Regions from separate parts of the Mus musculus genome. Here region 2 is linked to region 1. Evidence: chromatin contacts called from ENCODE Hi-C data. All regions are on one chromosome and are shown on one strand. Each heading gives the region's core, a stretch centred on a gene start or an enhancer-like site at or near the end of the contact. The rest is flanking DNA. Distances are from core to core; before and after follow the strand shown. Region 1 holds the start of Rnf20 (ring finger protein 20). Region 2 holds the start of Smc2 (structural maintenance of chromosomes 2).

The links. A loop is a pair of places that touch in the nucleus more often than their neighbours do.
Region 2: a map of T-helper 17 cell shows a loop between it and region 1 (3-fold over the local background). The contact joins the promoter of Smc2 here to the promoter of Rnf20 in region 1. A Hi-C loop is called at or near these places in 4 of 37 maps with a recorded cell type or tissue (ES-E14, T-helper 1 cell, T-helper 17 cell and 1 more).

What each region holds. Positions count from the first base shown.
Region 1 is chr4:49,629,538-49,634,388 of GRCm38, reverse strand. It overlaps Rnf20 (ring finger protein 20), which reads right to left and starts at 2,329. Exons shown (of 21, transcript NM_182999.2): 1 at 2,178-2,329; 2 at 1,877-2,024; 3 at 979-1,135. The coding sequence starts at 1,107. Gm45952 (predicted gene, 45952) reads left to right here and starts at 2,437. Exons shown (of 2, transcript NR_168526.1): 1 at 2,437-2,534; 2 at 3,526-3,731.
Region 2 is chr4:52,436,493-52,441,343 of GRCm38, reverse strand. It overlaps Smc2 (structural maintenance of chromosomes 2), which reads right to left and starts at 2,123. Exons shown (of 25, transcript NM_001301412.1): 1 at 1,934-2,123; 2 at 921-1,143. The coding sequence starts at 1,088. It overlaps Smc2os (structural maintenance of chromosomes 2, opposite strand), which reads left to right and starts at 2,380. Exons shown (of 2, transcript NR_045175.1): 1 at 2,380-2,692.

The DNA.
Region 1 (4,851 bases), core at 1,080-3,579:
AGAGTATAAGGGCTGTAAGCACAGCAACCAGCACCAGCAAAAGACATACTCAACAAATACTTATATTGGCATAAATGCATTTAGGATGCACAAAATCAACACTGCTAAGACAAAGCCACCTTCTGGCAGCAAGATGGACAGGCCATCTCCCTAAATGACACTTCATCCATTTAGTAAGCAGGATCTTATTCTGACTGAAAAATAAAATCAACTTCTCTGAACCTCAGCCTCAATATACACAAGAAACACAACTGGAAATTGTCTACACATTACAGTGCCTTGACCAAGTTCCAAATACAGAAACCCATCCCCACCAAAGCTTCTCGTGTCTAAAAGGTATTACTAACCATTAAACACACAATTCGTCTACCACATTATCTAGCCCAGTAACAGCTCACTCTTATGAGTGCATGCTATTGCTTTTACAACGTTTGAGCTCTTTACAAGGACTCCCATTTTGCCTCCATCATAACCCAATGTCACACACAGGTACTACAGATTCATTTCACAATCAAACGGGCACAGGACAGATAATACAGGCCATACAGCCAAGAGATATGGCAGAGAGCACGCACGCGCGCACACACACGCGCGCACACACACGCACGCACACACACACACACCCCGGGCACTGATCTGACTCTCATTCAGCACTAGCACTCTCAAAGGCTTTGCTAGGGTGCCTCTCAGAACACGGCACCTATTTTTCAGTAAGGGAAAAGTGCCAATTAACTATAGCAAAGACTACTGTAGTCAGACTCTCAATAAAATAAAATAAAATAAACACCACAGCTTGCAAATACAGATCAAACATAAATTAATACACCTCACTTCAAGAACTGACCACCACATCAATTCATCTATTTCCCTCTTCTTTGCTAATGCTTATCTCTTAATTCAAGAAGCTTCCATAAATTTCTACTTTCAGGAACAACTGACAGAAGCCAAGCACACTTTTGCAGCCTCGTTTTCTCGTACCGTTGAAGAGACACCTCCTAACTTAATTGTTTCCACGGTGGTCCCTGAATCTTCAACAGCTGTCTTCTTCTCTGGAGGCATAGATGTGCCCGGCTCTCCAGCTGCTCTTTTATTTCCAATTCCTGACATCTTGGTATAAGATGACAGTTATATTTTTCTGAATGAAAAAACAGAAACAAAAATAGAAAACATGAACTGAATCAAGATAAGCAGACATGCCACAATATAAAGTACCTGTATATAAAAACTAGTAATTTTTTTCAGGCCAACTCTTTAACCTAAATCAAATAATTCTACGACAAAACCCATCAACCCTAAATCAAGAGAGAAGGGGGAGGGGAACTGTTGAGGAATGGGATTGACAGGATTATAAATTTCTACACAAGATGCTAATAACAAATAAAATTCTACTCAAATAATAGAGAAGCTATGAATAAATTTCAGGATTCTCACTTCCTGAGATGCCAAAAACAAAAAACTAAAAGAAGGAGAGTTTATTTATGACAGAGGTTAAGGTTAAAGTATTAGGAGACTTGGGGCAAGAGACGTGGGAAACATTAGCTAAGTCATTAATCCTATACAAGTCAGTTATCTCTGAATCTCGGTTTCCTAAACGAAGGACAACAACATGTTGCTAGACTTACTGCAACAAATGGATGGCATAGTTATAGAAACAACTTAGCATAATGTCAGATGAACACTAAGCACCCAGAAATGCAAGCGTTCTCTTTGCAGAGCCTTGTAAACGCTCCCTGAGCAGTTAGTTCTCCAGATGTCAGACGTAGGTGAGCACCCCAGCGCTTCCTTTGGGGAGCCGGGCTGCCTTTAGAGACCGAACCTGCCAACAATCCCCGTTTCTTTATCTGTTCAGACGGGATGCTCTTTCAGTATTTCCTACCTGACTCTGGTTCCGAAACTCACAAGGAGGTGGAATGGATGCTAGATGGCGAGCACCGCGGCCATCAGGGGTCTACATCCAGCCGGCTTCCGATCCAAACTCCGGGACGAGGCGTCAATGGCAAGCAGCAATCTGGGTTGGACCTCGCCTGCAAAGAGAGGAGACGGGAGCTGAGGAGAGAGCGCAGCTTGACTGGAGAGCGCTGGCCGCTGGCTCCGGCGTGGCTAACTACAGGCCGGGAAGATGGGACCCGAGAGTCCTCGCCGCTCACGGCCCGGGAGCAGCAGACGACAGAGCAAACCTGGGCTCTGGCAACTCCCGCCGCAGGGAGCGCGCGGCTCCCAGCGCTTCTTCACGAAGGCCCGAGAGGGACTCCAAGGGATTCACTTGGGATCCGCTGCGAGAGGGACTGAGCTCCACGGAGGCGGAGGCACGGAGAGGAAGTAGGGAAAAGGAAAAGGAAGTTGCTTCAACTTTACCCGAGGCACGGCGAGGAGAGGGCGGAAGTGACGTGTGGGAGACCGCCAGGCGGAAGTGACGCGTGAGGAGGGGGCGCAGTCAGTTCTGCGTGTGCGCTGCCGCCTCTGTGTTGGGATGGGCGGGGACTGTTTCAGACTCCAGTCCCAAAGTGACCGGTCTCTTCAACGCGAAGCATTGTGTACGGTTTTTTTGTTTTTTGTTTTCTTTTTTTTAAGGTCCATTATTATTACTGACGGAAAGCGTTTTGTTTATGTTTTGTGTTGGGGGGGCGGTCCTATCTCATCCAAGCTGCTAATTGGTTGATGGTCCTGTCCATCTCCCAAAGGGCAAGCGCCCTTACCTGAGGTGTGGGTGGAGCACTCTTTAAAGAGATGAAATAGCCTGCGTAAAACTCAAGGAATTTGACCGATTTCTAGTTCTGTGTAGTTTCCTTAAAGGGGATTCCAGCACGGCGATGGTAGCACTCGCCTTTAATCCCAGCACTCAGGAGGTAGAAGCGGGCTGATTCCTCTGAGTTCAAGGCTAGCCTGGTCTACAAAGCGAGTTCTCGTACAGCCGGAGCTACACAGAGAAACCATGTCTTGAAAAACCAAAATAAATAAGCACATAAATACATACATACTATGCATAGAAACCCTGCCTCAAAATAAATAAATACTACACAGAGAAACTCCTGTCTGGGAAGGCCAAAATAAATAAGCGGGGTCTCTATTTAGCACTACCTGCAAATGACACTCAGCTGGAGAACTTTAGTCTCTTGTAGGGTTAAAAAGTCACCTTCGCCGGGCGGTGGTGGCGCATGCCTTTAATCCCAGCACTTGGGAGGCAGAGGCAGGCAGATTTCTGAGTTCAAGGCCAGCATAGTCTACAGAGTGAGTTCCAGGACAGCCAGAGCTACGCAGAGAAACCCTGTCTCAAAAACCAAAAATAAAAAATAAAAAAAAAAATAAAGCCACCTTCATCCCATCCCATCTTCCCCCTATGGATTCTCATCACAGGTTTGGAAACTACTGCTTTAGTGTTTGGAGAGGATAAGATACTGACCAGAGACACTGGGGATGGGGGGGGGGGGGTCGGGGGGGGGGAGGAGGGTGTTAATTAAGAACAAGTCAATTAGTCTGTAATCTCAGTACCCGTCTTAATATGATTTTTTTTTAATGTGTGCATAGGTGTTCGAGTGCCCACATGTAAAGCTCAGAGGACAACTTTTGGAGCTAGGTCGTACTTCGAAGGCTCGGGTCTCAAGGGCTGAACTCGGGGTGACAAGCACCTTTACCCACTAAACCATCTTGCCAGGCCAGTACCAGGATGTTTAAAATTTATTGAGCGTTGATATTTTTTTTACGTTAGAAATAAACTACATCATTCAATTTTACTAAATGCATTTTAATGATAAAAAGGCAATCGATCTAATCTGCCCTTGAAAAGCAGTGTGGCTTCTGAAATTGTGGCAAATTAACCAATGACAGCAGATAAAGGCACAGGGATGTAAGAATGGCTGCTATACCCTTTTTAAAAAATACATGTAAATATGTTTGGAGGAAAACCTAACCCACACCGAATTTCTGGCAGTAGAAAGAATTTGGGTGTTCTTGTACTTGATTAGTCTTACCTGTGCATGAGACAAGAAGGTTGTATTAGTCAGGGTTCTCTAGAGTCACAGAACTTATGGGTAGTCTCTAGTAAGGGAATTTGTTGGTGACTTATAGTCTGCAGTCCAACTCCCCAACAATGGTCAGCAGCAGTTGTGAATGGAAGTCCAAGGATCTAGCAGTTGCTCAGTTCCACAAGGCAAGCAGGCAAAGAGTGAATCTTCCTTCTTTCAGTGTCCCGATGTAGGCCTCCAGCAGAAAGTGTGTCCCAGATTAAAGGTGTGGTGTACCACCACTCCCGGATCTGGGACTTGCTTGTCCCAGGCTGACCTTGAACTCAGAGATCACCTGGCCTCAGTCTCCAGGGATTAAAGGCATGTACTACCTCGCCTGATCCTATGCTTTTCGTGGCCACTATGTCTCAAGATCTCCATGCCAAGATCCAGGTCAGAAATGTGTCTCCCAGCCTCAAGATCTGGACCAAAGGTGAGCCTTCGAATTCTGGATTGTAGTTCATTCCAGATATAATCAAGTTGACAACCAGAAATAGCCACTACAAAAGTCAACTGTGGAAAAACTTGTTTTGTTGGTGCCTTGGAGTGCAGTATCTAACCTGTTCCAGAGAAAATTTGGAGTGCAGTATCTAACCTGTTCCAGAGAAAATTGTCTGTAAATGAACTTGACCCTGCACTTGACCCTGCAGTGTGGTGAAAATGAAGTGTGAGAATTGTTTCTGTACCTTTAATTTTTTTCAAATCCTTTTTTTTTTTTTTTTTTTTTTTTTTTGGTTTTTCGAGACAGGGTTTTTCTGTATAGCCCTGGCTGTCCTGGAACTCACTCTGTAGACCAGGCTGGCCTCGAACTCAGAAATCTACCTGCCTCTGCCTCCCGAGTGCTGGGATT
Region 2 (4,851 bases), core at 874-3,373, 2.8 Mb before region 1:
TTTGCCCCTTCTTAGAAATGGGAACAAAACACCCATGGAAGGAGTTACAGAGACAAAGCAAAGTTTGGAGCTGTGACGAAAGGATGGACTATCTAGAGACTGCCATATCCATGGATCCATCCCATAATCAGCTTCCAAACGCTGACACCATTGCACACACTAGCAAGATTTTGCTGAAAGGACCCAGACTATGCTGGGGCCTAGCAAACACAGAAGTGGATGCTCACTATTGGATGGATCACAAGGCTCCCAATGGAGGAGCTAGAGAAAGTACCCAAGGAGCTAAAGGGGTCTGCAACCCTATAGGTGGAACAACAATATGAACTAACCAGTACCCCGGAGCTCTTGACTCTAGCTGCATATGTATCAAAAGATAGCCTAGTCGGCCATCACTGGAAAGAGAGGCCCATTGGACTTGCAAACTTTATATGCCCCAGTAAAGGGGAACGCCAGGGCCAAAAAGGGGGAGTGAGTAGGTAAGGGAGTTGGGGGGTGGGTATGGGGGACTTTTGGGATAGCATTGGAAATGTAAGTGAGGAAAATACCTAATAAAAAATTAAAAAAAAAAAAAAAAAGAAATGTGGGAAACTAAAAAAAAAAAAAAAAAAAAAAAAGAGCAGGTATGGACTGAGAACAGAGACTACCCAATATAACAGTGCTGGTATGCTGGTATGGGTGTTACTCCCAACAGCTTAGGAGGACAAACCTCAGGCAAGGCCTCTGTATGTATCTTTTCGTCTGTCTACAGGATGAAACAGTAATAGTATTTGCTTAAACGGCTGCACTGCAACACAACATAACTCACATGAAGTACAAACAAAACACATGAAGTACAAACATGCAAAGAAAGAAAACCCAAAGTCTCCACAGATTAACAGATTCTCTTGCCAACACATAAGTCAGAAAAGCTGACACTTTACCTGGGACAGGTTGGAGATGCCTAGGAGAAAGCATATGGAGTCCAATATGTTGGATTTTCCACTACCATTTAAACCAGTGATCGCATTGAAGAGGGGGTCAAAACCATTGACTTCAGTCCTCTGTGCATAGGACTTGAATCCTTCGAGAATGATTGATTTAACATACATTTTCTAAACTGTCTTGGGTTAGTAAGCCTGTTAGGCAACAAGCTACAAGTCACGTCTGTATAAAACAGAAATAAGATCATTTATGTAGAATGTTAAAAACCCTCAAATCATAGTAAATACGACAGGATACACAATAACGTAAAGTAAAAAAAAAAAAAAAAAAAAAGAAAAGAAAAGAAAAGAAAAAATACACCTGCCAAACTACTTTTTCTCCTAAAAACAGCTGGCTCAGATTTTAAAACATCCAACCGTTAGCCAATGCCGGTAAGTTAAACCATTTAACCTAAAAATCATCTTTATCATTACTGTCCACTTTCCTAGGTTCGTGTTGCACTACAATACTGTAGTTAACAGAGACTACTAATTATTTCCCATTTCATTATCCTTGCCACAGACGACACTGGACTGAATACTCTTTACTGCACACCACTTAGCATACATCTTACAGGAGTCCTTCATGGATCTCCCTAATAGCACGCACACCCATCCTCTCCTTCCTTTTTCCTCCACAGCAGTAAAAGATGACATCAGTCGGCACCGTCTTTCCAACTCATTCTCGGTCCCGTTGTGCTTTTTTGCCTACATACGACCTTAACTCTGTTTACACTCGACTCTCAGAACCCGGGTAGTTAGTGAACCTTAAGGGCGAAGTGAATCCATTCTACTGCCTCGTTTTAAAATTCCGTGTTCTCTCGCTTGCCCAAGCCTTTCTCGATTCACCTTACGGATGAACAACAGTCAACATCTCTAATTCTCGCTTCAAGTCCCTCCTTGAGAATCTTGCCCACCCCTGTGCCTCATCTCCCGCCTGGACACCAGGCCGGGCCAAGAGCAGCACTACGCACCCGCCACAAAGCGGCTGGCCAGGGGAACCAGCAAAGTTCCAACCCGACGCGAAAGTGGACAGTGAGGCCACCCGACCTGTACTCAGGCGCTACCGGGCGAACGCCACCATCCCGGGCACCGCATCCGCTGCAGCCAACAACCGTGCCGGAACTGTTCCTTTGAATTTCGGCGCGAGCAAAGGACCCCAACTCCGAGGCGTCTGCGCTCTGTTGGTGCCTAGTATCTGCCTGACTGAAGCGCTTCCTCTTTTGCCCTAAGGAAAAACACAGAAACGACATAGCGACAATAAATAATAGTTTTAATATTGGAAGGTAGGAGACTATACCGTTTTGAACATGGAAAGCGAAAATGAAGATAGGTCGTGCTGACATCGCGTCAGGCATGCTCTGGGCAGCACCTCTTCCAGGTCTGGGCCTCGCGCGTTGCCGGCCCCGCCCTCTTTCTGGCCCTTTCAGGCTATCGGTCGGAGCCTTGGCTTCTGTCCGCAGGCTCCGCCCCCTCCCGGTCTACGCTCTTTGCTGCGGGGCGCGGCCGGGGCGGGCCGGGGCGGGGGCGGGCCGGGGGTCCCGGGACCCTTCGAGGATATTACAGGGTGGAAACCAACACTAGTGAGAAAAGTCCTCTGAGGCTTCATTTTCTACTAATTGAAGAGAAAGGCACTGGCTTTGAAAACACAAACCAAAACCAGTTCCAGTTTCCGGAGGGGACTGTAGGCCTGCAGTATGTGGAGTTTGGTGGAAGATGCTAGGCAAACGGCTGTAAGATTTTTTTTTTTTTTTTTATGCCGAAAACCTGTTTAATGATAAGCAGTGGCTGACGTACCGGTTCACGAAATGTTGCTGAAGCTTCTTAATAACAGTTTGTATTTACAGAGTTCTGTAGATCGGGTAGCTGTGTTTCAAAGGCTGTCAAGAATTTCCTCAACAAACGTGGAACCCTAGTGTTTCCTTTTGTACAGACGAGTTTATTGAATCACTGGGTTAAACGACTTATAAGTGAAGAGAGATTTTTGTTCCAGGCTGCCTAACTACAGAGTGTGTACTCCTAAACTTATTATCTACAACTGCTAATTTTACATTGCTAGTTAGAGCTGATCCCCATCAACTATGTAATTTAAAAAAAAAATGGTGTTGGGATTATTTATATTTAAGCATCAATACTAAGAGAAGGGCTTAGCTTTGTTTTTTTTATTGAAAATTTATTTTTTTTCCTACCGTATATTCCGATTAGTTTTCTCCGCCCCAACCTCTCCTAGAACCTCCTCCATTTCCACACTCACCCAAATCCACACATTTTCTTTTCTCTTTCTCATAAGAATATAAACAGACATCTAAAATGATGATGATAAAATAAGATTTTAAAAACAGAAGGACCAAATAAACAGGAGGGGGAAAAAAGCCAAAGAAAGAGCATTAGAGACACAATGAGACACATTCACACAGAGATATACACACAAAACATAAAAACAAAAGCAGAAACCATAATACATAATAAACAAAAGATTTTTAATATTAAATGGAAATGTTCAGACAAAGCAGTGTGAGACAAAAACCCTCTAAAAATACCATTAAGTTCGTTTTATGTTGGCCATCTATTGCTAGGCATCGGGAGGGACTACCCTTAAATATGGTTTGTACACCCAGACATCACTGGAAAAATGATTTGCTCTGCAGCAGTTATCAATTGGATATAGCTTCTGGGTTAGGATGGAGGATTGTTTCTATTTTCCCTCTCAATACTGGCTTAGAACTGCAGGTCCTGTGCATGCTGAAATTTACAGTGGTAGACAGGGAGGAAAGTGAAGATCGCCTTCCTGAACCTGAGAACTTCCTAGGCAAGCATTGGCAGCAGGTTCTCAAGTAAAAAGTGCCAGACTGCCTGGCAGTGGTGGCGCGCGCCTTTAATCCCAGCACTTGGGAGGCAGAGGCAGGCGGATTTTTGAGTTCGAGGCCATCCTGGTCTACAGAGTGAGTTCCAGGACAGCCAGGGCTATACAGAGAAACCCTGCCTCGAAAAACAAAGAAACAAAAAAGAAACAGTACAGTATCTATAATAGTATGCTACCTGCCTTCCTGTGGTATCAGCCTATTTGTCTGTGAAATTAGCTAACACCACTTTAATAAAGATATTTTGTCTGGTGTAATTCCTACTACTCTTGAACTCCAATGACTTGACTTATTTATGTTGGCTCTGTTGAATTATACATTTTCACCTTCAGCTCTGCTATATTCCTTTGATCACTTTTTTATGAATAAGGAATTTTGATTTTTAGACAAATCTAACATGGATTTTCACAAATTTTATTACTTGCTTGGGGGATAAAAATTTAAGACAGATATTAAGACAGACATCATTAGTATGTTGGCTACCTTAATAGACGAATAGCTAGATGATATCCTTAAGACAAATGGATAAAAATGTACAGGTACTTAAGTATTTAAGTGTACTCTTTTATTATGCTGTACTCATTATATAAAATGATAGGTTTCATTATGACATATTTCTATATGTAGAGTATGTCTCCTTTGCTCATATCACCCCTCCGTTATTGTCTATACCTTTTCTGTGATGCTAATCTCTTTCTTTCTAAGTAGTTTTGGGTTTTGTTTTTTGATATTTCTCTTTTTTTTCATTTTTAGTAGTTTTTTTTTAATTGGATATTTTATTTATTTACATTTCAAATGTTATCTCCTTTCCCGATTTCCCCTCCAGAAACTCCCTATCCCTTCCCCCCTCCTCCTGCTTCTATGAGGGTGTTCTCCCACCCACTCACTCCCACCTCCCTGCCCTCAAATTCCCCTACAAAGGGGCATCCAGCCTTCATAGGAACAAGGGCCTCTTCTCCTATGGATACCCTACAAGGCCATTCTCTGCTACATATACAGCTGGAGCCATGGGTCCCTCCATGTGTAGTCTT